Regions from separate parts of the Homo sapiens genome. Here region 2 is linked to region 1. The links are chromatin contacts, found by Hi-C or POLR2A ChIA-PET in ENCODE. All regions are on one chromosome and are shown on one strand. Each heading gives the region's core, a stretch centred on a gene start or an enhancer-like site at or near the end of the contact. The rest is flanking DNA. Distances are from core to core; before and after follow the strand shown. Region 1 holds the start of TOPORS (TOP1 binding arginine/serine rich protein, E3 ubiquitin ligase). Region 2 holds the start of SIGMAR1 (sigma non-opioid intracellular receptor 1).

Region 1 (3,462 bases), core at 414-2,913:
CACCCTCCTCGCGAGACAGCGGAGACCCCAGCGGCGGCTGCGACCCCTGTGACGCAAAGGGCTCATCACCAATGGCAGCTCGGAAGCAGGGCAGAGAGCGAGACCCACCCCCCAGCTCCCGCGCATCAAAACACAACACCCGCCTTCCTCACGCATGCGCAGCAGATGGACGCCGGCCTCGGGGGCGGGGCTCAGCGCACCGGCCCAAATGCGGCCCCTCCCCCGCCGCTCCAGACCCCGGAGGAGGGCAGCGCGACCCTCCCCATCTTGTTACTGGTACTCAGCCACTGGGGACACTGACTGAATGTTCGCCCCTAACTTACCCGGAAAACACGAGAACTAGTTCGATGTCGTTTCAACCTTACCAAACTCTGCGGAAACTTAGGAAATTATCTTTAGTGTCTAGATAGGGGAATTGTTAGATGGACTTGAAGTCTCTCACCTCCTGTTGTACGCCTCCCGGAAGCAACACCAGGAGTCCAACGGGATCCCAAACCAGAGCCCAACCAGTATCCTATAAAGTCTTCAGAGAGGGATCCCCTCCAGGCTGGGGAGAAACAGGACAACCTAACAAAACAGGGCCTGGACTCCTCCCTAAACAGACCACGTTTTTCTCCGCTCTTCCCCTTCCCACTCCCTGAAATCTAGACTAAAACTCTTTTAAGATAACTGCGAGGTATAAAGAACGTCTAGAGCCTAAGCGGCCCGTTGCCAGATTCTACTCCTCAGGCCTCAAATGTGAGCGCCCCAAACATTCTAGAGCTGAACCTGGTACGCTCGCCCACCAAACTGCCGTGCTCGGGGCTTAGTATCTCACGCGCGGCAGTTCAAGAACATCAGACACGCTCAACAAACACTTGTTGCTTGACTGATACATTATGGCGGGTAACGCGTCCCACGTATTTCTTCTTAGAGATATACATTACGCTATACGTTTCTGAAGAATGGCTCGATTTACAGGGGTTCCCACAACGATTTGTCACATATAAAAGAGTGGGTGGTATTTTTACGTCAAAGATGAACAGGCGAACGTCCATCTAAATCGTGTGGTATCAGATGCGGGGAGGCGTGGGGGAGGGAGCGGGGGAGAAAGCGTTAATTCTTCCAGCTTTAGAGCCAGACGTAATATTTAAAACGTGGATTGTTTTTCAAATTAACTTTTAAATGGACACGACAGCACCTTATCCTGCATTAATATTGCATTGCAACTAGAAAGAAAACCAGTGGAGGTACGCCTATCTCCTTAGTTGGCAAAAAAAAAAAAAAAAAAGCAATTTTTAACATTTTCTCGTTTATTCCCCTCTCTAAAAGGCGGGCAAGGCCCCCGATCACGTGATACCGCCCCCCAACTCCGGGCGGAAGAGGCCAGCGACAGCGCTGCACGAAGCGAGTGGGCGGGCGCTCGTGCCCGGCTAAAAGATGGCTGCTGGCGCCTGGCAGCCACCGCCTGGGAGGTTACTGTAAGGCCCGCAGCTCCCGCCAGCTCCCGCGGACTGCTGCCGCCTCCTTACCATGAAGCCAGTAAGTCGTCGCACGCTGGACTGGATTTATTCAGTGGTAAGTCCCGGGGATCGCGGGCCCCCACCGTGTCGACTCACTGGGCCCGCAGGCGGAAAGGCCCTATTTCTTCAGCACCCAGAAACTCCAAAATCCATTCCTGAATTAAGCATTTCACTCCCTCACCTCGACTCCGCCTCTTCCTGGAGGATACGATCTTCCGCTTCTTACGTAAGGGCTGCTGGGTGTACCCGCCACTGGAACCCCATTTATTCGACTTTGTTACTTTAATTCCCACCTTAGCAATGGCAACGGTAACCTGACGGGGGCGAGGGGAAATATCAGGTAGATTTCACACCTCCTTTGCGATTTTTGGTTTAGTTGCTGCTTGCCATCGTTTTAATCTCCTGGGGCTGCATCATCTATGCTTCGATGGTGTCTGCAAGACGACAGCTAAGGAAGAAATACCCAGACAAAATCTTTGGGACGAATGAAAATTTGTAACTCTTCTGGATTTAATTATCTGAAAATACAGTTCTTTCCCTCATGCTTATGTAGATATAAAAATAAAATTCATAATGCAAAGTTCCCAAGTTTATTTTTGCATTATCCTTTATAACAAGCACTAGTATGCAAATTTTTCACTTAGAGATTTTAGTATTTTACATTCTCATGACAAAATTAACAGCAACCTAAATCTGACAGTCTTGAGTGTCAGATCATAGTTGGAATAAGCTTTTCAATCAAGTTTCTAAATTCTTCAAAAATGATTCGGAAAGCTTTTTTTTTTTTTGAGACGGAGTCTTGCTCTGTCGCCCAGGCTCAGTGGCACTATCTCGGCTTACTGCAAGCTCCGCCTTCTGGGTTCACACCAATCTCGTGCCTCAGCCTCCGCAGTAGCTGGGACTACAGGAGCCCGCCACCACGCCCGGCTAATTTTTTTGTATTTTTAGTAGGGACGGGGTTTCACTGTGTTAGCCATGATGGTCTCGATCTCCTGACTTCGTGATCTGCCCGCCTCGGCCTCCCAAAGTGCTGGGATTACAGGCATGAGCCACTGCGCCTGGCCGGAAAGATTTCCTTAAAACAAAAGTGCATGGAATTGCTGTTCTTACATTTGTTTATTGTGATATTTCACTGTTGCATACCCTGATACCAAATTAGTGTAAGTACTGTGTAAGAAAAAAACAAACAAACATGTAACTAAATACTTTTCCATACCGTTTTCCAAGTCAAGAATGACCAGAAAAAGTAGGTAGTCTCTCATATTTGTTTAGCATGTCCACTTTTTACTTATTGTTAAATTACTCAGTCTCAAATTGTACAATGCTTGAAAACAGATATGACAATTTCTGAGATTAAACTTTATTAAAGTTACTTTTCCAGAAAATTCAGTAAATATGGTAATATAGGAACAAACTTAGGCTCATAAGCCTTTTAACTTTTTACATAATCTTTAATGATGTTGATCAGGAAATTCTTTCATTGGTGGAATTACTTCTCCAGTCTCCAGAATTGTATCACCCTAGGAAAACAAAGATACAGTTAGTACAAAAATCTTAAGTCTACAGAGGTGATAGTTCTATTCTGTTCTATGTTCATCAGATCTCACATGGAAAATGTACTTGAGTTCTGGCATTCCCTTTAAAAGGACCCTAGACAAAGTAGAAGCTGACTAAATCTGAACAATCAGTATTCAAAATTTTAAGGTATAGTGAAATAATAGGGAAATTTTCACTCAGAAACAAAATAATCAAAAAGGGCACGAAAATTGTGTTCTCTAAGTGATAAAGGGATAATCTTTTATTTTGTATGACCCCAATAAATGGAGGCCCCAGAAAGAAGTTGCAAGGAAACATCTGCAGTTCCAGATAAGGAGGTAATGTACCCCCAGCAACTGAATGTGTTACGCAATCACCAGTTTTCTGATTGGCTTACATACTGAATACAGAATACAAACTTTGG
Region 2 (3,462 bases), core at 370-2,869, 2.1 Mb after region 1:
CTTGTAGCTAGGAAAGGGGTAGTTCCAGGACTTGTGAGGCTTTATCTGAAAAGTGTAGCTGTTCAACCACCATGCCTGCGATGCATACACCCAACCTCAAATATACTGGGAAGTCCAGTGCTCTATTTCTTAAGTAAATTGTTTCACTATTAAAAAAAAAAAAAAAAAAAAAAGGCAGGGGAGCGGCCGGGCGCGGTGGCTCACACCTGTAATCCCAGAACTTTGGGAGGCCGAGGCGGGTGGATCACGAGGTCAGGAGATCGAGACCATCCTGGCTGGTATGGTGAAACCCCGTCTCTACTAAAAATACAAAAAAAATTAGCCGGGCGTGGTGGCGGGCGCCTGTAGTCCCAGCTACTCGGGAGGCTGAGGCAGGAGAATGGCGTGAACCCGGGAAGCGGAGCTTGCAGTGAGCCGAGATCGCGCCACTGCACGCCAGCCTGGGCGACTGAGCAAGACTCCATCTCAAAAAACAAACAAATAAAAAGATAACTGTCTGTCTTGTCTTTTGGGGTATTGAGAGCATTTCTGATTACCCATTGTCTCCCCAACAGTTGTTGGAATACTGTCTGGGCAAAATTGTGCCTGGGCAGATAAAAATCAGACATGTTTAATAGGAAGTTGTTATGTTTTGTTTCCCCTTGACAGAGGAAAGCAAGAGTCCCTCAGCTCTGCCCCAACCAATCACCTGTGGCTTATGGGAGGGTGGAGGAAGGGAACCATGAGGAGGGCCCCCCCAACACACTCCTTTTCCATGCCATGCTCCCCGCAATTGTGGGCACCCCCCGCGTGAAGGGACCCACTTCTCTGACAGAGCCTTCTTACCCACCTGGGTAGAAGACCTCACTTTTGGTGGTGCCCTCTCTCCACTGGTGGAAGGTGCCAGAGATGATGGTATCCGAGATCTCAGCCCAGTAGCGCCCTGAGTGACAATCGCACATGACACTATCAGGGTATTCGCGCCATTGCATGGCCCAGCCAAACATCAGAAAGGAGGGCATGGGCCCCTTTACAACCCCAGCCTCCCAGTCTGGCCCGCCGCTAGCACTGACCCGAGTGGCCGCGGGAGCCCAAGGCGGTGCCGAAGAGCAGCACATACTCGGACAGCGAGGCGTGCAGAAGGCACATGGCGCCCATCCAGCCACCCGCATTCACGAACACCCACTGCAGCTCCTCGTCGGGCAGCACGTGGCCTGGGTGCAGCCGCCGCAGCTCCACGATCAGACGAGAGAAGGCCAGCTCGTGGTCCAGCCCTGGCGGAGGCAGAGGGGCGGCGGAGTCAGGGCTGGCACCGGTCCTAGGTCCGGGGATGGCGCCTTCGGAACCCTAGGCTCCGCTCCCAGGCCGGCCGCTCCCCTCCCTGCCCTCTGCCCGCTCACCAGCGTACTGCCGCGCCAACTGCGCTATCTCTTCGCGCTGGAAGACGAAGCTCTGCGTACCCAGCCAGAGCCAGACGACCTGGGTCAGCACCGCTGCGACAGCCAGGAGCAGCGCGGCCCACGCCCACCGCCGGCCCACGGCCCACTGCATCCCGGCGGGCGGCCTGGCACGGCGCAGCTCAGGAGGGAGCCGGGGCCTGAGGCTTTGCGCTCACGGCCTCGGAGCCCGCCGGCTGCCCACGAAGCGCTCCCCCGCCACCGCCGTGGTACGGCTCGCCCTGACCAATCGGAGCGGCCCGGGCACCTTGGCACCGCCCTTCGGTTGAACCATTTCCTCGGGGGGAGCACGGAGGAGTGGGGCGGTGCCGCGCAAGGGAGGCAAGGGGGCGGGGCCAAGTCGCCCAGCGGCAGATGTCAGGGTCTTCAGGCGAGGTCTGACCTAGCTAGCGCCACTCTACATACGGATAGGTGTGGGGATAGTGAGACCCAGAATGGACGGGCTCGCCCGAGCTCACTGGCTGGTGAAGCAGACGAGCCCGGAAGTGAAGCCTTCTGGGACTCAACGATTGTTAAGGCCCGCCTTTACCAGGACTGAAGCGGAGAGGAGGCAGTTCAAGCTGGGAGCCCCAGGGTGGGCATTCCAGAGGCGGTGACACCTGAGCAGTGTCTTTAAGAGCTCGCAGAAGGGGCATGCCAGCCCACAGGGACCAGCCCCTAGAGCAAAGGCCTCCGAGGAGAGACAGCTTGGGGTCTTCAGGGGCCTACAATTCCTTCTCTGTTCTGCGGCACAAAATGTGAGAGGAGGCCTTGTAAACCAGCTGAGGGTTATCAGCAAGGGAGGAAGGGGATTAGATTTTGCCACCGAGTGGCACAGGACTGTCGAGTGGAGGGGAGCAAGATGAGTCAGGGAGACCATGACTGTGGGCCAGGTAAGAGGGAAGGTCTGTGTCAGTGGAGATGGAAGAAAGAAATGAGCTTAACAACTCTGGAAATGGAGTTGGCAGGGCTTGATCTCTTCTTCCTGGAATACTCTTTCCCCCTTTATCCTATCCCCACTTTCCCCTTATTTGGCTAACATCCTTTGCATGTCTAGTGGGCAGTTGAGTGTCCAGGTCTCGAAGCTCAGCTCCAGTCTGGAGATAGAGCTGGGAGTTGTCATTCATTCAGATACTTTGTTGGCACTTGTATGTGCCAAGTTCTGTGGTGGCCATTAGGGATATGGCTAGAAACAATGGTCCTACTCCCCAGCTTAGAGATCTCACTGGAGAGTCTACAGAAAACCTCTAAGAATGGATGAAATCTCACAGGGAGAGAGAATAGAGTAAGATAAGGCTAAAGACAGAGCCCTGGAGAGCACCAACAGCAAAGGGTAGGCAGAGGAAGAAGAAAGCAAAAAGGAAAAGAAACAAAAGAGAAAAGAGGTAGCATTGTGCAGTGATTAAGAAATAAACTCTGGAGCTGGACTGCCTGAGTTCAAGGCCTGGCTCCTGCTACCTACTAGTTGTCTGATCTTGGGCAGTTTACTTAAAATCTCTGTAACTTAGTTTTCTTACCTGTAAAATGGAATGGAGATAAGTACCTACCTCATAGTACATATCTTCATTGTGATGAGATTAGATGGGTTAATATTTATAAAGCAGTTAGTGCCTCACATGGTGAGAATTTTATGTGATGGTTATATATATAAAACATAAAGGAACTGGAAAAAAGTAGCCTCATACATTTTTGACCTTAAAGAAAGAAACTGAGGCCGGGCGAGGTGGCTCATAACTGTAATCCCAACACTTTGGGAGGCTGAGGCAGACGGAACACTTGAGTCCAGGTATTCGAGACCAGCCTTGGCAACATGGTGAAACCCCATCTCTGCAAAAAGTACAAAAATTAGTCAGGAGTGGGGGCGCACACCTGTAGTCCCAGCTACTCAGGAGGCCGAAGTGGGAGGATCGCTTGAGCCTGGGAAGTGGAGGTTGCAGTTGAGCCAACAGAGGGAGACTCTGCCTCAAAAAAAAAAAAAAAAAAAAAAAAAAAAAGGGCCAGGCACAGTGGCACACACCTGTAGTCCCAGCACTTTGGGAGGCCAAGG

The links. A loop is a pair of places that touch in the nucleus more often than their neighbours do. ChIA-PET counts read pairs that join two places held with the same protein, here RNA polymerase II (POLR2A). Pooled maps may share reads with other maps.
Region 2: a loop to region 1 is called in a map with no recorded cell type, with 7 times the contacts of the local background. The contact joins the promoter of SIGMAR1 here to the promoter of TOPORS in region 1. A Hi-C loop is called at or near these places in 2 of 37 single-sample maps with no recorded cell type and 3 of 50 pooled maps. POLR2A ChIA-PET finds 5 or more read pairs at or near these places in 1 of 52 experiments (AG04450).

The regions. Positions count from the first base shown.
Region 1 is chr9:32,550,923-32,554,384 of GRCh38, forward strand. It overlaps TOPORS (TOP1 binding arginine/serine rich protein, E3 ubiquitin ligase), which reads right to left and starts at 1,664. Exons shown (of 3, transcript NM_005802.5): 1 at 1,512-1,664; 2 at 1-46. The coding sequence starts at 1,514. It overlaps SMIM27 (small integral membrane protein 27), which reads left to right and starts at 1,405. Exons shown (of 2, transcript NM_001387564.1): 1 at 1,405-1,557; 2 at 1,879-2,085. The coding sequence starts at 1,513. The coding sequence ends at 2,001. It overlaps NDUFB6 (NADH:ubiquinone oxidoreductase subunit B6), which reads right to left. Exons shown (of 4, transcript NM_002493.5): 4 at 2,079-3,022. The coding sequence ends at 2,954. RefSeq lists a silencer at 225-444 and enhancers at 724-1,438, 1,085-1,294, 1,305-1,634, 1,439-2,152.
Region 2 is chr9:34,636,168-34,639,629 of GRCh38, forward strand. SIGMAR1 (sigma non-opioid intracellular receptor 1) reads right to left here and starts at 1,620. Exons shown (of 4, transcript NM_005866.4): 1 at 1,380-1,620; 2 at 1,053-1,253; 3 at 830-922. The coding sequence starts at 1,530. RefSeq lists a silencer at 1,370-1,859.